3 separate regions of the Mus musculus genome follow, and all the other regions are linked to region 3. Evidence: chromatin loops called from intact Hi-C (ENCODE). Cell type or tissue: left cerebral cortex. All regions are shown on one strand. Region 1 has its middle 150 kb from the start of Arhgef26. Region 2 has its middle 94 kb from the start of Gm40061. Region 3 holds the start of Rap2b (RAP2B, member of RAS oncogene family).

Region 1 (8,000 bases), 830 kb after region 3:
TTTCTGAGGAACCGCCAGACTGATTTCCAGAGTGGTTGTACAAGCCTGCAATCCCACCAAAAATGGAGGAGTGTTCCTCTTTCTCCACATCCACGCCAGCATCTGCTGTCACCTGAATTTTTGATCTTAGCCATTCTGACTGGTGTGAGGTGGAATCTCAGGGTTGTTTTGATTTGCATTTCCCTGATGATTAAGGATGTTGAACATTTTTTCAGGTGCTTCTCTGCCATTCGGTATTCCTCAGGTGAGAATTCTTTGTTCAGTTCTGAGCCCCATCTTTTAATGGGGTTATTTGATTTTCTGAAGTCCACCTTCTTGAGTTCTTTATATATGTTGGATATTAGTCCCCTATCTGATTTAGGATAGGTAAAGATCCTTTCCCAATCTGTTGGTGGTCTTTTTGTCTTATTGACGGTGTCTTTTGCCTTGCAGAAACTTTGGAGTTTCATTAGGTCCCATTTGTCAATTCTCGATCTTACAGCACAAGCCATTGCTGTTCTGTTCAGGAATTTTTCCCCTGTGCCCATATCTTCAAGGCTTTTCCCCACTTACTCTTCTATAAGTTTCAGTGTCTCTGGTTTTATGTGAAGTTCCTTGATCCACTTAGATTTGACCTTAGTACAAGGAGATAAGTATGGATCGATTCGCATTCTTCTACATGATAACAACCAGTTGTGCCAGCACCAATTGTTGAAAATGCTGTCTTTCTTCCACTGGATGGTTTTAGCTCCCTTGTCGAAGATCAAGTGACCATAGGTGTGTGGGTTCATTTCTGGGTCTTCAATTCTGTTCCATTGGTCTACTTGTCTGTCTCTATACCAGTACCATGCAGTTTTTATCACAATTGCTCTGTAGTAAAGCTTTAGGTCAGGCATGGTGATTCCACCAAAGGTTCTTTTATCCTTTAGAAGAGTTTTTGCTATCCTCGGTTTTTTGTTATTCCAGATGAATTTGCAAATTGCTCCTTCTAATTCGTTGAAGAATTGAGTTGGAATTTTGATGGGGATTGCATTGAATCTGTAGATTGCTTTTGGCACGATAGCCATTTTTACAATGTTGATTCTGCCAATCCATGAGCATGGGAGATCTTTCCATCTTCTGAGATCATCTTTAATTTCTTTCTTCAGAGACTTGAAGTTTTTATCATACAGATCTTTCACTTCCTTAGTTAGAGTCACGCCGAGATATTTTATATTATTTGTGACTATTGAGAAGGGTGTTGTTTCCCTAATTTCTTTCTCAGCATGTTTATTCTTTGTGTAGAGAAAGGCCATTGACTTGTTTGAGTTAATTTTATATCCAGCTACTTCACTGAAGCTGTTTATCAGGTTTAGGAGTTCTCTGGTGGAATTTTTAGGGTCACTTATATATACTATCATATCATCTGCAAAAAGTGATATTTTGACTTCCTCTTTTCCAATTTGTATCCCCTTGATCTCCTTTTGTTGTCGAATTGCTCTGGCTAATACTTCAAGTACTATGTTGAAAAGGTAGGGAGAAAGTGGGCAGCCTTGTCTAGTCCCTGATTTTAGTGGGATTGCTTCCAGCTTCTCTCCATTTACTTTGATGTTGGCTACTGGTTTGCTGTAGATTGCTTTTATCATGTTTAGGTATGGGCCTTGAATTCCTGATCTTTCCAAAACTTTTATCATGAATGGGTGTTGGATCTTGTCAAATGCTTTTTCTGCATCTAAAGAGATGATCTTGTGGTTTTTGTCTTTGAGTTTGTTTATATAATGGATTACATTGATGGATTTTCGTATATTAAACCATCCCTGCATCCCTGGAATAAAACCTACTTGGTCAGGATGGATGATTGCTTTAATGTGTTCTTGGATTCGGTTAGCAAGAATTTTATTGAGGATTTTTGCATCGATATTCATAAGAGAAATTGGTCTGAAGTTCTCTATCTTTGTTGGATCTTTCTGTGGTTTAGGTATCAGAGTAATATTGGCTTCATAAATGAGTTGGGTAGAGTACCTTCTACTTCTATCTCAATTATCCATCTTGAAAAGCCATCTAGTCCACCATATTTCAGATACCAAATCCCTAAAGTTAAAGTATGCCCAACTTCTTTCTGGGTTACTATGAACACTGCAGTAACCGGGTTCTCTGTCACTGGCCGAGTTCTGATAAATTACACTTTGTTTTATTGCCTGGTTATCTGGAGATCTGGAAAAGAATCAAGGAGGAATGGCATTATCTATATTTCTCTGGATTACAGCAGCCTGGGTACACATGACTATGACTTGGTTCCGGTAAAGTCAAACATCAAATGAATCTACTAGTTTCTTTTCAGAAGACGCTTACGTGTTTCAAATGTACCATTCACAATTCCTACTCACTGCAAATGCTTCTTCTGCACCCAGACTGCAAAAATGGAGAGCTCATTGTAACTGAAACCCTGTGAAAACAAATGCTATCCAGTAAAGTCACTGGTTCTGCCCTTCACTGTTTAAGTTGGTGCTGTATTGGCCTTCTGCCCAAAGCCTTCCTCAGAGGAACCTGTTCTAAGAAAACCACCAAAATTCAACACTTTGTTGGTTGGGCTAATGATTAATTTAGACTATAGAATTCTTTTCTTGGATATTTTCTTTATTTACATTTCAAATGTTGTTCCCTTTCCCAGTTTCCCCTCCAGAAACCCCCTATTCCATCCCCCCTTCCCCTGCTTCTATGAGGGTGCTCTCCCCAAGCCCCCACCCACTCCTGACTCCCTTCCCTGGCATTCACCTACACTGGGTCATAACTTTTTCAGTATAGCCCATATATTTGTAAAGAATTATTGAGCTTATAACACATTTTTAAAACCTTCCCATATCCCCAACCTCTATTTTCTTTTTATAAATTAGAATGTTTTCACAGAAAATAGCAGAGGACAAATTTTCCACAGTATGAACTGTCCAGATGAAAAGATCAGAATTTAGTGTATCCATCTGACTTTATCTACCATAATGTAAAGGAATGAGAAAATTGCATAATTTGCTGATTATGCCTTATTAACTACTGAAATTTTCCTGGTGGTGGGTGAAAGTTTGTCACCAGTGTCAAAACATCCCTACTGACACCAACAGTAACAACCTGGAAATTATATACCAGCAGCACAAGGACATCAAGAGCACCCATACCATGACAGACAATGTACAGATTCGGCTTGCTTCCTTTCTCCATCAGCTCTTATGTTCTAGCAGAACCTGAAAATAGGCAGTGTTTTAAAATAAGGCAAACAGCTCTGTCTAGTGGTGAATTTTATGATTGCAATCTAGGTCATGAATAGTTTCTTTTGAAAATCTAAAACTTGGCCAGCAAAGCTGACAGGAAATGGTTATTGTGATCTCTGCTCATTGAACACAAGGGATCAGCACTTAAGGTCATATTTTCTCCATTTTGGGCACTTTTCCTGGTAATTAAGAGAGACAAACAGGTGTGAAACCCACTTCAGGAAAAGGAAATGCAAAAAAAGCATTTAAAAGTGTTAAGCTTTTTTAAAAAGTGAAATTTCACTTTTCAAAAACTTTGTCAAACATAGGAAGAAATCTTAGCCGGGGCCCAACTTTAGCCTGCCTTCCTTTCTTATTTTCATGTCTTTTAATAATAGAACTCCTGAGTCTAGCTCCACATCAAAACTATAGCAGTCTTCACAGGGCAGACAGAAGCCATGGAATGGCAGTTGGGATCCCTGGTTTAACAGCAGTTTCCACAAACGTCTCCAGAATGTTCTCAGAACACTGTGTGTCCAAAACTAAGAATGGAAGCAATTTTCTCTCAGCTCCATCATGAAGCACTCCAAAAGTCAGCAGTTCTTTTGCACACAAAATATGGAGCACCAAGAAAACCTGACTTCCACAGAGCATTATGAAGCACTGTATAAAGCATTTAAAAAGAGGAAAATGGACTTAAGATTGGCGAACAGTCTAAGTGAGGGCTGATATCAGCGACTATTATATTTCTGGCTAAATCATATAGAAAGGATGTTTGCAAATTAAATCAAAGCTTACTGACAGGGAAAATAAGGATAAGGCCATTTTCCTTTTCAATGATGGTACTGACCCAGGGCCTTACATGTACTAGATAAGGTGTCCTACTAACAAACCTCTCCAGAATGTTCTCAGAACACTGTGTGTCTAAAACTAAGAATGGAAGCAATTTTTTCTCTCAACTCCATCATGAAGCACTCCAAAAGTCAGCAGTTCTTTTGCACACAAAATACACACAGTATTTTGCACACAGGCTACTTGTTAACACACAATAGTTATAAGATAATGAGTGTGTGGTTATATTAAAAAATGATGATCAAAACTTTACACCTTTGCATGAATTTGCTAAAGATAATAGCCAAAGGGATATTTAATTTAGTGAAGTAGTTACTTAAGCATTAATATATTCAAGGAATATTTCAGTGCAAAAGAATATTTTCTTTTGAAAAATAATTGTACAACATAGTTGTTTGACAACAAAATTGAAGTAAATTAAAAAGTATAGAAAATGTTTTTGTTCTTAAAAAAACATAAATGCTAGATATGAAGGCAGGACCACCAATGTGTAGGTATATCCTTTAAGATTTCACCTCTGTGAAGCTGAGATAGTGGTATCCTTTTGTTTACAAAAATTATACAGATGTATGAAGACAGAAACTGTAGGGGAAAAAGACTAATTCAGAAGGAAATGTAAGCTTTTTTTCATTTTTTATTTAAATTTTTGGAGTAGACTTCATACATAAGTGTCTACATCATTCTGGTCTTTGCATCCAACCTCTCAAACTCTTGCCATGTCTACTCTTACTAATTCATGATCTGTTCTTTAATGACTATTGCTACACGCACACATGTGTGTATTCACATACATATACAACCTACTGAGTCTTTTTTGTGTTGCTCATATGTGTATGTGTTCACAGCTGAACAACTTTTATGGGTGCTTATCCTTGACAGAAACTGATTCTCACCCTCTCGGGAACGATTATCTGTAGCCATCCACGTAGGTATGGAACTGTAGCCATCCATGTAGGTATGGAACTTCTGTTGGACTATTAACTGGTATTATAATTATGCTACTGTATCCAGACAGCCTTGATGTTGTGAGTTTGTGGGTGTATCTTCTCAGTCATATTTTGGGGCACTATCTGGCAGCATGCACCCTGGACATCTGGCTTTACAAGAATTCTGCCCAGTCTTCCTTGATTGAACCTGTTAAGCATGCTTGCCAAGTTTTAGACTTTTTAGGGCACATTTTAGAAAGAAAAAAAAAGAGTTGCTTTTTAGATGTATCAAAAGGATGAATTTGTGAAGAAAATTTATAGTGTGAGATCCAAGAAGTAATTTTAGAGACCCGAAGATGGCAGTCAGACAAATGCTCTCAATTTCATAGTTAAACTGAGGCTAGGAGGAAGAGATGTCTTCTCCCAAATTTCTCTACATCTTACTTTGTAAGTTATAAAATGGTCACAATATCCTAGAAGCTCTAGGAATCATGACTGCAATTTAGTGACATAATGAAGGAAACAAGGCTACCATGACCCTTATCTAATGGCATGTATAATCAGTATACAGCAGTATTATACAGCAATTTGGCATAAATGGCAAATGATAATTTAGATGACTGGAATTAGCATTACTTTTACAAACTGCATCTCTAGGGTCAGTGAAAGAGAATAATAACAATACAAGCTAAAAAAAGAAAAGATACTTTAATATTTATCTAGAAGGGAAAAAATACTAGCAGCTGGTCTCCCCAGTTATCTAGGGATGTTTTAGTACTGTGGAGTCAAATAAAAACATAATATCAGGTTTGGTGGCTTATATCTGTAACCTTAAGTCATGGAAGAGGAAGGGAAGGAAGACCAAAAGTTTGAAGCCAGTTTGAACTTCATAAGCGAAACAAACAAACAAAAATCAGAGTGAGGAAGAAAAGAAGGACAAATGGGACATGGAAAGAAAAGATGTTAAGTATTTCAAAGACACCACAGACCAAAATGTGTAGCTCCTGTTGGGTGGGTTTGTTTGTTTGTTTCCCTCGTTTAAAAGATTTTAAGAATATCACAGGAAATTGGATCTTTCCAGTAGCAGTTGAACCTTCCAGTTATTGGACTTGCAGAGTTAAAGTTTGAAATTTCCAAGGCCACTCGGAGTACAACCCTGGGCTTGAGCTCTGTCCCCTGCATATTACCACTATCCAGGTTAGTCCTCAGCATGAATGGACTAACTCAATAACATGTGACAGGGACATCCCTACTCTACACTGCTGCCATCTCTACATGCTCATTCTTCTGGTTGATCACTGAGCAGCCTTGGGTGATAAGAGGTATATTTCTAGATGCTCATATATAAACAAAGCAAGAGCTCTGGTTATCCAATATTTGAGAAGAACATTGCCAGAAGAAAGGAGAAGAATGGTCCAGACATACAGAAAAGAAAGGAAAGATAAAACGCTGCTCTATTCACCAATTTTTTCAGAGATAGTTCTGTCCATTACAGTGTGAGAAACAAAATAAAGAACACAAAATTTGAAAAAAGACTCATAAAAGCTCTAATAGTAATTGTACAGTAACTATACACAATCTTGGATAAGACACTTGGCCCCTCTACATTTTAATTTCTGTATCTAAAAATATTAAATATGGTACGGACTTAATTCTCCAAAAAGTACACTGCTTAATATGCAGAACATTTCCCATATGCTTCCATTGGGGTGAAAAAGCCACATGAAAGTGTCTGTAACTACAGAGAATCTGAGGACAGCACTAGTCATGATACAACTCATTCCCGTTTTAAAATTTGCCTTTAATTTCAATACATGCCTTATAACCCACTTCTTGAATGTTTACTTTAAATAAAAACATTTACATTTTTGTCTTTAATTTCCATTGTAGTACGTGTCTTGTTCTCCACTCCTTGCATTTGTGCTTTGAATAAAAATATTTCCCATGAAATAAAAACAAGGGCATAAAGGCTCATTTTGTAAGAACATCAATGTAGCTGCAACCTACATACCAACATGAGAAACCAAATTTTACCTAAAAATACCATGTGCATCTGCTATGTACAAATGCTCATTAACTAGTGAGTTTTCCTTCTCCTCATATCATCTCAGAAGCCCAAAGAAATGCTTGTATCCCAGATTCCAAAGGTTTCTCTATGCCATCTTATCTGAAATTCATAGAAAAAAAATAGGAAATTAACTAGTACTAGAAAGCTCTCAGTCAGAGGTATTTTTCAAAGTCTAGTGGCATTTTTTTGGTCATACCTGGGAAAGCAGGACATGAGATAATGGTTTCTAGTGGGCAGACACCAGGGGTGCAGATAAACTTTCTATGGTTCATGAAATAGCTCCACTGCAAAAAAATCAGCCCCACTAATGTGTGCTCTGTGTGGAGGCTGTGAAACTCTGGGCTGTTAGTACCTGGTTTCATCTTGACCCTCACCAGCAGAGCCCTAAGCTGACTGATCTGTGCAGGAGGTTTTTATTCTTTGCTGGGCTGCTGGTATCCTGTACTTTAACATCCTAAATTTAAACATGGACTATATGAAATCTAGTTCAAAGACTTTCCTCAATTCTTACTGTGTTCAAAATGAAAAGTTCGCTTTTAAATAAGTTTAAACTAGAGCCTTACTAAACAGGCAGAGGCATAACTCTTGAGACTGTGTTTTCCATTTCCCTGCAGAGTATGAGAGTGCTAAAGGTTAGTGTAAACTAACCTTTTATGTTCTAAAGGCTAATGGCAGACAATATTTGAACTGTTAGCTTTCTGGGAAAAAAAACTAAAAAAGATCAAAATATAGAGTTTAGAATAAATTCTTGGCATGAGAAGACATCACAGAATCTCATCACATGATTAAATATGTCCTCTTTAGCCATGAAGTGAACTGTCACACTAGACAAGATGGGTTTCTAGAGACTACAGTTCTCTTTAGTCTGTCTGCCCCTTTGTCTCTCAGACTCGCCTTTTTTCCAACCAGACATGCATAATCTGCCACTATAGAAAAGCCTCAAGGCACTGGACT
Region 2 (8,000 bases), 120 kb after region 3:
ACTCTCGAACGTAGTATGTCTGCTTGCTAATAGTGTTCAAAGTAGTCCACTAAGTTGTCTTTTAAAGACTACTGACTCTACATTCATTGCCATGGCACTGGTATTATTTCATTGGAAATTCTTAGTAAAGCTGAGTGGGACTAATGTCACTATGCTTATGGTAGTGAAAAAGTCACCACAATTTCCTTAATTGTGTTGAAAGCCTCATTAAAATGCTTTAAGTTCACACACCAAATTGATTAATTCAAGTGAAATAAAATAAGCTTCAGCATGCCTAGAATTTTTGAGCAGTATTTCTAGAGTTTTAGGGCATATGCTGCCTATCATCCTCTGTCTGCTACTTTCTCTAGGACTTATAGATGGACCCTGCTAGAAAAAGAAAACTATCTGAATTATTTGTGAATAGCATTCATCAGTGCTTGGATGTGGCATGGAGTATCTATGTTAGTGAGGAAAAATTACATGATTACTGAATTTTAAACTATCAAAGAGAGAAATTGCAAAATCGAAGATGTTTTCAAAGTTTTACTTACAAGTGGGTAATTTTAACATATGGACTTATTTAAGCAATGGAAATTAACTTATTATATAAGAGGTTATATGACTTGCTTTTAGGCAAAATTCATGATTTCACATTATTTTTTAACACATCGATTGCATAGAGTTTTCCAAATGTGGCCAGGATCCTGCTTCTCTTAGCCATGCCAACAAATGTTATTGTGGAAACCAGAAAGACTTTGTTATTTTTTTTTCTAAGAAAGATTATATAAATAAGGAAGACACTAATGAAGAGAAAATTTTATTGAGTTGCTTCTCTAAGTGAAATCCATCTTGGAACAACTGAATGCTTACTCTGTTTTAGATTCATATAAAGTAGAGGATACAATGAAATGAGCAAGGCACCTTGGTGCAGAAAATTCCTATCTGAGTAAGAAAGAGAAAAACAAACTCTGCTGTTTGTAGTAATAGGTGTTATGTGAAACGTTATGCATAGTGGGGGCGGGGGAAGCTGTAGAGCATGTCTGCTATTCTTAGGAGTGTCTTGATTGATCACAATTTGCTGCAGGGAAGGAATAAGCAGGACCAGCAGCATGTAGAAGCTCCAAAGCCTCAGATTCTGAGGCAAGAGATGAAAGCTATGGAATCCATTGTGGCCAAGCTCGCTGGGAGAAAGACTCTGTGAAGCTGGAAAGGACTGGGTGATGGATCCAGTCATGCAAACCATGGTTAAGATTTTGCAGTATTTTTTAAGCTTGAAAAGAAACCATTGGCCTATCTCAAGCTGAGAAAATGACAAGTCTGACTCAGATTTTGCAGACTCACTTGGGATATATAGTGAAGGACACCATGTCGGAAAGCATATGGAAGTATGCATTCTTGGGAAAGAAGGTGCTGGCATGGACCACACTCCGTGTCTTTGAAGGGCTTCCTAAGGGATTTGATACAGAGTGGGAAACATAAAGAGCAAGCAGGGACATTGGCTGGAGGCCTGAGTAACTAGGTCAATGATTCAAAGATGGCAAGATTCGGGCTTATTCCAAATGAGAGAGGAAAAACGATCTCATTAAAAGAAGCAGAGCCTCTAAAAATTCTTTAAGGTTGCTTGATGAAGATAATTCACTTTGAGAAAAGAAAACACTAGCTGTTCAATCTTCAATAACAAAAACCCTTCCACAGGAGAAAGTGGCGGCGCACAAGTTTGTTTGGGTGAGAGAGAAGCTTCCTTTTGCAAGGATATTGAGAAAGTAAGTGAGGAAGGCAAAAATAGCTCTTAATGAGATATAGATTCATCGCTCTTAATGTCAGAAAAATTGCAAAGTCCTCTGAATATGTCCTCAACAAGCTGTTCTGGGCTAAATTAGATAGGATTTCCAGCAAATACAATGGAGTTTATTTATCCTGTAGGGGAGAAGTAAAAAACTATTTTCCTCCAAGGAGAAAACTAAAGTAGCAAGGAGGGAGCCTTGCTTGCCCTTAAAAAAATAAAGCTAGCTATCGTCATGCTGTGTTTTATGAAAGAGAGGAGCCTGCTAATCTCTCCCTTCACAGAAAACTTAACAGGACAAATTATAAGCAGTGACTTGAGTTAGGCCCAGATTAATGTGTTTTTTGGCAGTAAATTGGCACTATGAATAAGTACATGTTAACAAGAGACTGGACTTTTAAAATAATTCTGCATGGCAGGCTGATAAAGAAGCAGTAAACATTGTTTTATTGCCACAGAAATCTATTCTTGTAATGATGTTACATAATAGGAGGATGGGGGATAATTATGAGTATCTAAAAATACAAGTGAATTTCCTTAATGTGAAGGAAGCAGCTTCATGACAGGAGGGCTGCTATAGTTGCTGAAATAATCTCTAATGTCCTAGAGGGACACTTGACTATTTTGTAATTTTCAATAGCACTTCTTTGTGACATGCTTTGAACTGTTAAGTCAGTAGATTGAAGTACGGGTTTTGAGCTAACAGATGAACTACACACCTGTTTGTAATATGTTCCAAGTCAGTGTTTACTTTTTTAAATATTTAATCCGTGTTGGATATATGACTACTTTTAGCTCTAGGACACAGTAAAATAACATGGGAATGGGATTGTATAGTTTAGTGCTATAGCCTTTGCCTCACATGAGTGAAGCTGTGGGTTTGGTCCTAGATAAAACGAAACACTTAATTGTTCACAGGCATAAGTGTTAGTTCGAAGGTGGTTCTTTTCCAGACACATCACGCCAGGCCAGCACAGTTCCACAAGAAGAGGATTTTTTTTTATTGGGTGGGGGGAGAGGGAGAAATCGAGGAAGAGGAGAATGAGGGAGAAAAGGGGAGAGGGGTCGAGGTTTCAGTCTTTTATTTGGGTCATGACATAGATGCCAGATAATGAATGACAGGCGCAGGTGAGATGTATGCCAGGAGTCTGTGGTGGCTGCCATGGCAACAGATGCAAAAGGGTCCTTGGCACCTAGGGCTGACATCATCTCTGGATTCCAAGGCTGACTGTAAAGCTGCTTCTAATGCCAACAATATGGACTTGTTTTTGTTGAAGAGGGTTTAGCTATCTAGCCAGTGACCCTCCTGCCTCAGCCTCTTGAGTGTTGCCATTAACATTTTGTGCCCCCAAACTCTTTCATCCCGTGAGCTTATGGCTTTAAAAATAAGTTAATAAACCCTGCATGGTCATAGCTTCTCATTGAATCCATTATTGTTCAGTTGCCTATAAAGGTTTTATGAGTACAGCTGAAGTGCTCAGTTTAAAAATGACAGTAAACGATTCTAGAGAGATGGCTTAGAAGATAAAAGTCCTTTCAACCAACATGAGGTCCTGAATTTAATCACAAGGACCCACAAAGTGGAAGGAAAGAAGCTATTCTTGCAAGTTATCCTCTGATCTATAGACTTATGCCATGTCAGACATGCATCCTTACCCACAGAGCTAGAAGTTTTGCCACAGTGGAGCCTATAGCTACTGAACAAGCAGGCTCAGTCATCTTCTCTACTCTAAATGCAGGTAGAAAAACTTATTTTCATCACCCTTACTTAGCTTTGGTCCTATCAATTCTGTTTGCTGATTTACCTTAGTGTTCACTGTAAATGTATAATAATGATAATGATAACAACAACAACAACAACAACAACAACAACAAAATAAGCCTGGCTGGGTTCAAGAGAAAATATTGCATATATATTTAATTAATTTTTCTTCTGTAAAAATGTTAAAACAGTCAAGCTTCTTTGAGTTTAGCTAAGTTTACAATAGTGTAAAATGTTTAATGACCATATTTTATGCAAGTAAAATTTTTTTTAGCTCACCTACACCTTATGATATTATGTATATTCTATAGCCAGAACTCAATAAATTGACAAACTCTACTAGCAAAAATTTGTTCCCACATGTCTTTTTCAAAGTAAGAAAACATTTTCTTAAATGTGAGGAATCAGGCACTTCCATCTGGCCTGGTCCTGAGTCAGGTCAGATGAAGGGCTCACTTTGACCTTGCCTGGCCATCAGCACTCTCACTGTAGAGCAGCAGCACCTGGGTGGAAAGGTAGGTCTGAGATGAATTTCTCTGAACACATAAACACAGCCTGGCCTGGGTGGTATTTTGCTTAAAAACATGAACATTTTGAATCTCAGAGAGGACCTGAAGGAGAAAAACATACCAACCTCAATGCTGCCAACTAAGGAATTCTGCCAAGCTTTAGAAGATGCCAAATGGCCAGAACAACCAGGAGACATTTTACCAAAGTAAATCTTCAAGGCAGTATTGACAGAAAATGGAGAGGGAGCCTGATAGCTATTTCCTGAGAGGCTCTGCCAGAGTCTGACAAATACAGAGGCAGATACTCGCAGCCAACCAATGGACTGAGCACAGGAAACCCAATGGAGGACTTAGAGAAAGGACTGAAGAAGCTGAAGGGGTTTGCAATCTCATAGGAAGAACAACAATATCAGCCAACCAGACCCTCCAGAGCTTTCAGGGATTAAACCACGAATCAAAGGAGTACATACAGAGGGACCTATGGCTCCAGCAGAGTATGGCCTTTTCGGCATCAATGGGAGGAAAGGCCCTTGATTCTGTGAAGGCTTAATGCCCCAGTGTAGAAGTAAGGTGGGAGTGCCAGGGTAGTAAGGTGGGAATGGATGCATGGGTGACCACCCTCATAGAAGCAGCAGATGAGGGGAATAGATGGGGAATTTCCGGAGGGGAAATCAGGAAAGAGGATAACATTTCAAATGTAAATAAATAAGATATCCAATAAAAAAATGGGTTGTCATAACATTGCAGCCCTTCGTTCTTCTATTGGAAAGGGACCTTGGAGAGAGACAGCCTGAGGATGCACACAGGAAGTATGTGGCTCGATAAGCAAACTTTGGCCATCCAATTCATGATTATAGGCCTAAGGAATATCTGACTCTTCATCAAAAGCTTAGCTTAACTAATTAATTGAAGGATGTGGTGGAACTAGCCTCAGAAGCTGGGAGCCATCCTATGTTAGAGAGTTGCTAAGGCAACTGAGAAGGATTCTTGGTTCTGTGGGGGTAGATTTTAAAGCAGACCTGGAGGAGGTAGAGAAGCAGGAGGAAGAGAAAGGACAAACAGCTGGTATTAAACAGTAGCTAAAGGCAAAAGGCCTGGAAGGCTGAGCTTGTGAATAACGCTGACTGGGCCCGCTGCTCGTGCAGAGCCTTTGGCATTTATACATCAGGGAATTTTAGCAAATCACTGGCTGGTCTTGCATTCATTAAAAACCAAATATCATGTGAGATCAAGGCTGCACAGTAAATGGGGTGAGGCAGCTGAATTCTGTGTGATTGTTGTTATTCTCACTGTTCCTGGCTCCACTCATTTCAATAATCCCTTTTTCCTGGGTGTTCGTAAGAACATTGGACTGCAAACATTTCCTTTTAGAAATTGACTTGTGTTAAAACCACGCAGGCAATATAAAGAAAATTTAATAAGTGTATTATCAAGCTTCTAAATGTTAAAACTGTTTCAGTTGACTAGTGTAAATCTGTAGCGTCTAACAAATTAAAAACAAACAAACAAAAATGATTTGCTCAAATTTCTCCTTTTCTTCTGTTTCTTCAGGCAGCTGGTGTCATTTGTATGGCAATATATAAAAAGAATAATTTTTTCCTAAGGCTTCAGCCTAAATTAACAAATAATAATGCTTATTTGTTTTAACATGAAATACTAAGTTGCAATTATTTTGAAGATCAAGTCTATTTTCCTCAGGTTCATTTACAAAGTGTGCCTGTTGGCATCTGAGGAATTTTAGTTAGCATTGTAAAATGGCTTGTATATGGTGGTAAAGCCTGAGCTCCCAGTGAATAGATCTGATGAGGAGGCAATGGGGTCACAAGGAGTCTGACTTAATCAATTGATCGGTGTAGTCATGGAATAACAATATGACAGCATTATTGGAATGTGATGGGAATGAGAGGTGGGGTTAAGTGTGACGTCACAGGGGCATGTCCTTTCTACTAAATCTTGGGTAATGTCTGTGTCTGTCTCTCTCTTTCTCTGCTTCCTGGCTACCACGAGTTGAGTAATTATGTTCTGCCATGAGAGTCTGCCTCGCCATGGTCTCATGGTAGGGAAAAAGCCAATTATAGATTAAAGTCTCTGAAACTGTACACTGAGCCACAGTAAAGCCATCTTCTGAAGTTGTTTTCTTGGCTATTTTGTTGCAGGAGCAGAAATCTGACGACCATTTAACCTAGAGACTTAGCATGAAACTAAACACTAATGGTCTTTTAAAAAGTAGTAATAAAATGAATCCTAATAATATCTGTCATTGACATTATCTCTATCGCTTTCTAATGACAGCCAAGAAAACAGTACCTTGAGCCCTGGTATGTATGTATATATATATATATATATATATATATATATATATATATATATATATATATATATTATAGATGTGACTAATAGAAACACTATTAGTAGTTAGTTATCTTTGGAAAAGGTTTCAGGTGGAATGCAGGGAGTATGTTTTGTGCAGTGGGATATTTAGCTTCTGGATAACTGTATAAATTAAACAGTACATACCTGCTGTGTGACTTCCAGGGGAGATGTTGGCAAGTAATTGTTCATCTCAGATAAGGCACCGGTGAGAATCTAAAGAAGTGGTTCCAAATAAGTCTTGCTTGGTGAGTCTTGCATTCACTGGTATGATTAGCAAGATATAGATGAGGGGTTAATTTCAGGAGCGTAGCAACTCAGATGCAGCTGCCTCATTGAAAAGGCCATCCAGCACCATATAGCTCACAAAAGCCGAGTGGCTGGAGCTCTCTGCACAGCTTACAGTGGGCTCTAACAGACAGACCCTACTCCTTAGCATGTGACTATTGACTCTATAAACTTAGGAAGGAACTTGAGAATATTGTTTCTGAGTCCTTCCAATATTTTAAGCCTTCCTTTATTTTCTTCCTTCTTCCTTCCCCAAGGAAGGAATTAGTCATACAATATAATATCCTTTCTCTTGGCATTTCTGTTCTGTGGCCTGCCAGAGTTCTTTCACTCCCTCTTACTGGATGTTGCCTGAGGTTTTTGGAGTTGGTGATGTACACATCTGATAATTTTCTTCTCTTTGTGTCTGGGCAGTGGCTTGCTATGGCACAACATCAGTCATTTATTCTTTTTTTTTTTTTTAAAGATTTATTTATTATATGTAAGTACACTGTAGCTGTCTTCAGACACTCCAGAAGAGGGCGTCAGATCTTGTTACAGATGGTTGAGCCACCATGTGGTTGCTGGGATTTGAACTTCAGACCTTCGGAAGAGCAGTCGGGTGCTCTTACCCACTGAGCCATCTCACCAGCCCCAGTCATTTATTCTTAAGAGCTTGACTGGTCATTAATATATCAGTAGCTGCTGTCAATATAGAACCAAAGTTTCCATCTGTGATTGAAGTAGACAGCCTTAGTAATCTGTAAGCATAAATGTTTAGAAGGCAATTTGGCATCCAATCACATGCCTATAACAATTGCCTTCCCACTGAGGACTGTGATTTCCCTAGCTGGAGGATTTTGTCTTATAGTCTCAAGCCTGGGTTCCTTCCTATAAAGGGACATTAAATCTATCCAGGACACAGTTATTCGCACCCACAGCACACACATGATTGTAACAGTGTGTATAGCTTGCCTGGAATAGCATGAAGGATACCTAATACAGCAGGACATCTAGTGACAAGTCTTCCCTTACAGCATGCATAATGCCTCTGGTCAAGATAAAGCCATCAGTGGAGAGGGAATACCCAGCTCACCTCTAGTCTTACTTCAAAGCTTGTGTTGTGTTAACAATAGGGACTTTCCATCTGATTCTTCTTTGCAACCGTAAGTAGTGACAATAACCTCGATGCTTATGAGATCTCAAGGACGTCTGTGATGTACAGTTCACAGGAAAGTAGCCTCCTTCTGACAGTGGGATTTTTCATCCCACAAACTTACTGCTCCTTAGAATGCTGGGTCTGCCAAGGAGCTGAAGGGGTCTGCAA
Region 3 (8,000 bases):
CTGGGGATTTTCTAAATGAGGAGAGTTTAGAATGATTTGTGTACCTGCAGTTAGCTCTGGGAGATCTACAGACACAGTTAAATCAGCTCCTTTGTACAGATGGGCTGTGTAACTGAGCAGTTTTCTGCTTGAGAGCTTTAGCATCACCTTGTAGCATCCCTGCTTTCCTTGCAGGCCCAGAGCTACATCTCGCAAGGGACCTAGCAACTGTCCTGTGAATGGGGAGATCAAGTATGGGCATCTGTTTAAAGCTAGGCTGCCCTTATGTGAATTCCTTTAGGCTGTTTTCCTTTTCACATTATCAGAAGACAGTGTCTTCTTCACAGAGGGCATTTGCCCTCTGAAGCTTGAATGCCTCTCTTGAGGGCAGCATTATTTCTATGTAGTCACTCAAGACAGTGTGGTTTCTTGGTTGTCATTTCTCCAGCATTTTCAGGACTCAGAGACTTGGCCATTAGGATATATAACTATATATATATATTCTTTGGACCAAGGAGTTGCTATGGCTTATCAAGGATTATCAAAACCTTCTACCACAGATAGAGCTCATAAGAGCAACAATTTACCTATGTACTGATGGATATTTATTGAGGGTCTCTTATCATAATAAATATCATGAACCATTGGAGGCTCTAAGATAAACCAGGTGTGGTAATGCCTTCTAACGTTTTACATGGTGGTTAGGGTAATCAGACTTAGTTCTATAAATCCTTATACCATGGGGCAGATAATGACTCATTAAAAAATCAAAACAAACAAAACTATGATATAAGGAAGTGATTAACTTTAAAATATGTATGCTTTAAGCTAAGTTAAGCAATCCAGGCCTGTTAGCCTAGCTACTCTCAACACATACATACACATACATTGCTGAGTACATAGTTCAATGGTATGCCACTTAATTATCACAGTAAACAATGGTTCAGTCTCTGGCACCCCTCCTAAAATTTTTGGGCCGTGGCTTCATATTAAATCATAATTCCCTGTGTATATCTTATTTGAGGGAAATAATTGGGATATAGTTTAAAAACTGCTACTAAAAAAATGCCAAATAGAATGTTTTCAAATGGCAACTTTTTTTTTTTTTCTGTTGTTGAAGAAGCCTTCTTCTGGTGTCTGAAGACAGTTACAGTGTACTTACATATAATAATAAATACATCTTAAAAAAATAAAAAAGAAAGAAAAAGCCATCAAGCTTCGGTAGTATGGTCTACTTGTCTACATGGATATCTCTTCTAGATGGGGCTGTCCCGTTGCTCAGGCAGGGTAGTAGTTGATAAATACCTCGTGCACAATGGCTTTAATGGGTGTTACTATCTATCCACTGTCTGGTCATTATTATCTCCCTGGAATGCACCAAACTGCTGCAGAGAGCAGCCAGAACACCAAGGCTCTGACTCTGCTCACCTTTCTGCTGTAAAGAGAGGGCACTGCTGTTCAAGGTACCTAGTACTGTCCTGCGGGCAGGGCCAATTTCATAATCACTATTTTATAGATAGACAAACTAAGGTTAGGAAGCTCCCTGGACTCGTTCAATGACCCAAGCCGTCACTGAGCGAGGTCCAAAGTTTGAAATGACAGACTACACATATAAGCTGGAAGCATTTTCTTTCATGTTACTAAGAAACACACCTTTGTGAGCCCACAGCACCTCAATAAAGCACACAGCCCAACAAAGAATTATTAACTGGAGATGGGTGAGTTGGGAGTCCCCCAAAAGATCCTGGAGGTGGGCTTGGCACCACACAGAAAAATATTTCAGAGTCTCCATCCCTTGGAGCCATAATGTAGATGAGGAAGCGCCTTCCAGAGAGATGTCATCTCCACAAGAAGAGTGCAAAGCACGGTCATAGCAGAGGGTCCATCTCTGATTATATTACGAAATTCTACATGAGAAGAAAAGCTGGGGATAATTTTGTGGGAAAGCACACTAGCCCTTTGAGTGCTATACAATCAAACACCTAGGTTGTAATCCTGGCTCTGCCACTCTTAGGCAAGCTATTGAACACCTGGGAGCCTCAGTTTCTTCATCTTTAAAATGGGCATATAAGTAATTATTATTATAAGGGGTAATTGAGATAGTGCATGCAAAACACTTGGCAGGCATTAAACACTGGCAGAATGTTGGCAGGGTTCTAGCCGGCTATATTAAAGTTTTGCTTCAGAGATAATTCTCTGAAGAATTATATAAGCATAATTATATCGAAGCAGTCAGTAGTCGACCATGAAAACCCTTCCTCCACTAAAAGGCAGAGCCAAGGCAGAGAGAAAGCACTTCACCTTAGTAAGGCACAGGATTATACTGAGGTTCTGCCTGGCTCTGCTGGCAGGTACTTGCGGCTGTGGACACTCGGGGCCGCAGCCAAGAATCTGGAGCAGGTTCACTCCCAAATGGAGCCCTAAGTACCGCTGTGACTTGGAACCAAAAGCAACACTGCTCGGTTCTTCCTTCCGTGAGGACGTTTAAAGCAGAGGCTAGTGGCAGGGGGATAGCAAGCCTGGCTACTTAACCCTGGTTGACTCGACACAAAGCCGATCCCCACCCCTCTGTGCCCCCGGGCTCCCGCTGCCAGTGCAGTACACAGACAGGTCTCGACATCTCTCCTAGCAAGGATCTAGAGAGACTCGGGACAAGTCCAGGCGTCACCTCACATCGCCGTGCAACTGAGCGGAGCCAAGTCTTGAGACTGCCCTCCCCACCAAACAGAGCTTTGGGAAGAGGCAAGCCCGGGCAGCCCCACCTCCCCTGATGCCACGAACTTGCGGTGGCTCATTGCTCATCCCAGCCTTCTTCCTGCTAAGATCAAGTTAGGAACTTCAGGGTTTCTTAAAGACGGGGAGCAGCAATGAGCTCTAGTTGCTCTCTTTAAGGGACGGTCGTGACTGGGCTTAAAGAAGTCAGACTCCCTCCTGAACACCAACAAAGGACTATATTTAGTTTGGAGCACTCCACCTAAATTCCTTCTTTTCCCCTCTCAGCTTCAGATGCACAGGCCCGGGCAGTGGGTGGAAGGGGGCGGGGAGCAGTGGAGAAGGAACAGCTGGGCCTCCGCCTCTCCACTCAATCTCTATAAATAACCAATCCTGAGCGGAGGCGACTTTGCAGCCAATGAAGCTGTCTAAAGCGACAAAACCTCAGCAACAGCCAATGGAAAAACATTTGGGGGTGTGAGACTCACATCCTGGGGCCAATGAGTTGGGAGTCTGGGAGAGGTAATTTGAGCTGGCGTGTGGGTGTGCGGTGCGAAACCTTCCTACTTGCAAGCCCCAAACCTGCTCCTCCGACTGAGCATGCCCTGACTCGGTGCGGGAGCCACGGGGCTCGATCCACAAGCCATATTTTGGCTCTAACCAAAGGGGTGTTGGGGAGGGGGGAGACGTAGGATGACCCCGCAACTCTTGCCCTGAAGGCTGCAGCTCTCCACAGATTCCCAGCCCTAACTCCTTGTCCGGACAGGGACTCAGGTCGAGTTCTTCGTGGGAAACTGAGGAACACCGGGCCAAGTGGGAGCACGAACCTCTGCTACCTTCCGGGGCCTGAAAAATGCCCTGCAAGTGTACGATCCTGAGAGGCGCGCAGCAGCCTGAGTTCGGGGACAAGTGTCTATCCTTTAACAGCGCAAGCCGACGAAGAGGTCGCAGCCAGCTGCTGCCTGCTGTCCCCATAGGAGGCCGGCAGCCGCACAGCCCCGACCGAGGTGACTTCGGTTTGGCGAGCTTTCCACTTACAAGCACACACAAGCAAGACTGCCCAGTTCCAAGATTCGCGCCGCCCCGCCCTGCCCCGCCCAGCCCCTGTTTGCCACACCCTCTGTCACGCCCCCTCCCGATGCGGCGGAAAAGCTGGAGCGGAGTTCGGGCGGGGCACCGCGGGCGACGTACTGGGCATGCTCGGCTGGGCGGGGAGGGCTGGGCTGCGCGCGGCGAGTAGGAAGCCCTCGCCCAGCGGAGGCTGCGGGAGACAGAGGAGAGAGAGTGATGGGTCGCGGAGCTGGACGCACGTTCCGCGGGGACTCATGCCACGCGTGTCTCAGCCGGACGCCCAATTAGCAGCCGCCTCTGCAACCAGCCGCCACCTCCTCCCGGCCCTCCCAGGCTGCCGGGGCGAAGAGCTCCAGCCGTTGTCTTGCTCCGGCTGCGCGCATTGTCCTCAGGGTCCTCCGACAGGGCTGCTGCGGGGCCCGGGACCCGCGCCCTAGGGACGCGCCCCCGCTGCCGGTCGGCCTGGCGCGGGGCTCTGCTAGTCTGTTGGCGAGCCCGTGCTACCGGGCTAGTCTCGCCGGGGTTTTTCCTGCGAAGTTGAGGAAGGGGAGAAGTCCACCCGTCCGCCCAGCCCAGCCTTCCCCGGCGCGCAGCCCCGACGGGGCCGCGGCAGGCGCGACGAGGGCGCCGACGGAGCCATGAGAGAGTACAAAGTGGTGGTACTGGGCTCGGGCGGCGTGGGCAAGTCCGCGCTCACCGTGCAGTTCGTAACAGGTTCCTTCATCGAGAAGTACGACCCGACCATCGAGGACTTTTACCGCAAGGAGATCGAGGTGGACTCGTCGCCGTCGGTGCTGGAGATCTTGGACACCGCGGGCACGGAGCAGTTCGCCTCAATGCGGGACCTGTACATCAAGAATGGCCAGGGCTTCATTCTCGTCTACAGCCTGGTCAACCAGCAGAGCTTCCAGGACATCAAGCCCATGCGGGACCAGATCATCCGCGTGAAGCGGTACGAGCGCGTACCCATGATCCTGGTAGGCAACAAGGTGGACTTGGAGGGTGAACGTGAGGTCTCCTATGGCGAGGGTAAGGCCCTGGCCGAGGAGTGGAGCTGCCCCTTCATGGAGACATCGGCCAAAAACAAAGCCTCAGTGGATGAGCTATTCGCAGAGATCGTGAGGCAGATGAACTACGCGGCACAGCCCAACGGCGACGAGGGCTGCTGCTCGGCCTGCGTGATCCTGTGAGGCGCCGTCTGCCGCCGGGCGCTGGCCACGCTCTGTGCACAAAGCCAAACGCACCCGATTCTCTTAATGTGATTGTCTTCTTGCTTTGAGATTGGAGACGACTTTGTTGTCTTGGCTGGGATGTCCGAGGAACCTGGCTGACTTGTGTAGCCAGCATCCCCAGCCTTCAGCCAGGGTCTGAGAGGGTGTACGTTGCAGAGCATCTGAGACCCCGGTGGAAAAATGGCTCTATACAGCGTGTACGTTCCTCGTTGATTTTGGTTCATGCATATTTCCCCGTTTAAATAGCCATTAAGGCTCTGTATTGGCTGCTTGACACCGGCAAGCAAAAGTTTCAAACCTGAAAAAAAAAAAATGGGGGTGGCGAAGCAGAGGAAGTGAAGGGGAAGGAGGCAGTGGGGGAGGGTTCCCCTGAGCAACTGTTCATAGTTCCAAGTTTTAACACAAGGAAAGAGGTCCAAGAAAATCATATGAAGGAGCCAGAAGAGGGGACGAAACTTTTTTTCCTTGTTTTCCAGGATTATTTAGAAATTAAGACCAGGGGTTCCTTTTCTGCCAGCTTGGAAGGGCAACCCAGGGACTGATTACGATTCTGAGGATGTCTATGCAAAGTTGGGTTCTTGTTACAGTGTATCCAATCTGAAGTATTGCACATGTGAACTGGGACTGTTTAACACTGATGCCAATACAGTGTGGGGTGCCAGGAAGTGTCTGCTGATATTTGTGGGGAAAAAAAATCTATTTTGATTACCTACTGTATCAAAGGGGAGTCTGGGGGGAGAATGGTAGTATTTTTTTTTAATCAGCTGTGAAAAATGTTACAAATCTGCACATTTTTTGTGTGTGCTATTGTGTGTGTGTGTGTGTATGAGTGTAAGTATAGCTTTTTTTTTTTTTTTTTTTTTTTTTTGTGGTTGGCAGTGACAGATTTTGCTGACTAGCTTTTAAAAATACAATACAAAGACTTCGTAAATGTGATTCAGGGCGCCCAGCACCCCTGTGTCTGCAGAGTGCCTTCAAACTCAGCTGTTCCAGCCGGTGCCAACCTGTGAATTCCCACCATGTCCCAGAATCTGCTGTTCTGCTTTCCCCAAAACTACTTTAAGCATCTTCCTGAAAGAGCCAGGATGAATAGGACCTGTTATTCCGTGAATTGCTTCATTAATTTTAGCTTTTTTTTTCAATGTTAAGTCCATAAGTCTTGAATTTTTTCCCCCTTCATTTTGTTCTAATTTCAGGTTTTAGCTCTCCTTTTCTGTTGTTTTCGAAATGTCTGTTATCTGTTACAGGGTGTTCCTCCAGAGGCAAAGAGCAAAATTTTATTGTGATGTACCAAAAGAATTTTAACAAGTTGTAACTTTTAATTCCACTCATTTAGTCACTGTCTCTTCATTTTAAGACTTTTAATACAACTGTCATTTTTAAAGAAACCCCAAACTATTTGTGGTTTTGTGTTTCATATTCAGTGATTTACAGTCTCCGTGAATATGGTGCCAGGCGGGGAGGTGGATCGGGCCAGGTCCATGATGCCTTTTGAGTTATGTGTCAAAATTTGAAGATAGGATTATTTCTATGAAAAATTGGGTAACAATGTTTCCAAGTCTTTAAAAGTGGAGAAAAGTATCAAGGCCTAAGACTCACAGGGTATGGCCAGGGCATCTGACTGTCCAGATGAGGAAGCACTGCTCTGCTGAAGAAGAGTAATGAACTTTACTGTTGATAGCAAAGGGGCAAGTCCCCCCCTCCCCGACTCCCCCCCCACCCCCAGCTAGTAACACCCTCTTAGGCCTGGGAAAGCAAAGTGGACCTGGCAGAATAACTAACAGGGGCACTTTCTATTTGTCTTGGTTTGATGTTGTCTGTTTATGTCCCACACCGAGTCAGAAGTGATCTTAACTTTGATCTCACACACCCTGCCCTCTACAACGTATGGATGGAATACAATTATTCTAGCCGTTATTTCAACCCTTCCAAAGTTTTTATTTGGAACCAAATCAAAGATTGAGAACAAAAAGTAAACAAGACGAAGAGGATTCCCTTGCTCTCCTTCTATTTGCCCACAACAGTTTTTAAAAGTAGGAGGCAATGTGTGTTGGTGTTTTATTTGTATTTTGCTTGGGCTCTCCAGTACAATAATCTTTACAGAATAACAAAGTATCTATAAGATATAATACCACAGGTTCCTGAGGCAAAGCTGATGTCTGAAGAGTCTTAACTAAGGAATTTACTCCCTTGGCAAAGCCAAAAGAGATCACAGGTTTCTTTAAAGCTATAACAATATATATTGCCTTAATTTTTTTTTTTCTCCATCCAAGTTGCATCTCATCATTTCGTGGGCAGGAAGAACATTTTGCCTGTCCTGGCCTTTGTTTATTCTCCAACTCGGATCTCACATCTCCATTAGTGTCAGATGTGATTCTGCTTCCAAGTATACAAATTGAAAAATAATGTTTTTACAAGAATTCATTCTTAACATTTGAACGAGTGTATTTGCTTAGGTCGATGAAAGTGTTGCACATTTAAAGTGTTGACGCATTTTGAAGATGTGTCAAGCACTGTTGGAGGGGTTGCTTTTTAAAAAAATGCTTATGGTGGCCCTCTTCTCATGATTTGGAAGGCTTTGAACAAAAGTGTTGCCAAGTATATAGCTCAGAAAATACTTGAAGGTGGACAGTGATCTAGATTGTTGGTGCATTAATCACCTCTCCAGAGGCTTCCCAGAGGTCATGGAAGGCAGGGCAGGCTTTTGAAAACATGTTTCTACTGAGTACTGTAAAATAAATGCTTTTGGATTGTACAATTAAAGCTGCTGCAGGAAAATGGAGCCCTGAGTTGTTTGGCTTGCGACTGTTATTTTCATGGCAACATAGACATTTGTCTCTTGGCCTTTTTGTTTTTGCTTTCTTGCTTTAAGAAGGTAATGTTAAGGGTGACAGTTTATTTGGCTAGGAAGAACTTCATCTAGTGTTGTGCTGTGAGGCAATACAAGCATTTGTTTCAGGGCAAAAGTCAGGCTGGTTTAACTGCTAAAGGAACTGAGTCAGGTGG

Evidence for each region. Hi-C counts contacts between places; a loop is a spot of excess contacts. Peaks named below come from ENCODE experiments on the same cell type or tissue, not always from the same donor. Only the 100,000 strongest peaks of a DNase experiment are listed, where the experiment ranks them.
Region 1: it touches region 3 in a loop (5-fold over the local background); 5 of 42 quality-filtered maps call a loop at or near these places.
Region 2: a loop joins it to region 3, with 2.2 times the contacts of the local background. A loop is called at or near these places in 3 of 42 quality-filtered maps.

What each region holds. Positions count from the first base shown.
Region 1 is chr3:62,189,472-62,197,471 of GRCm38, forward strand. No RefSeq gene overlaps it. Among named protein-coding and RNA genes, the nearest start is that of Arhgef26, 150 kb to the right of the region's middle. In left cerebral cortex, a CTCF peak has its summit at 3,248; DNase peaks (open chromatin) are centred at 3,223 and 5,164.
Region 2 is chr3:61,481,928-61,489,927 of GRCm38, forward strand. No RefSeq gene overlaps it. Among named protein-coding and RNA genes, the nearest start is that of Gm40061, 94 kb to the left of the region's middle. In left cerebral cortex, no CTCF peak of the experiment used is centred here; DNase peaks (open chromatin) are centred at 1,538, 1,956, 4,209 and 5,075; H3K27ac peaks cover 1,791 bases.
Region 3 is chr3:61,360,657-61,368,656 of GRCm38, forward strand. Rap2b (RAP2B, member of RAS oncogene family) reads left to right here and starts at 3,851. Exons shown (of 1, transcript NM_028712.4): 1 at 3,851-8,000. The coding sequence starts at 4,401. The coding sequence ends at 4,952. In left cerebral cortex, no CTCF peak of the experiment used is centred here; DNase peaks (open chromatin) are centred at 2,409, 3,159, 3,868, 4,444 and 3 more places; H3K4me3 peaks cover 5,857 bases; H3K27ac peaks cover 3,259 bases.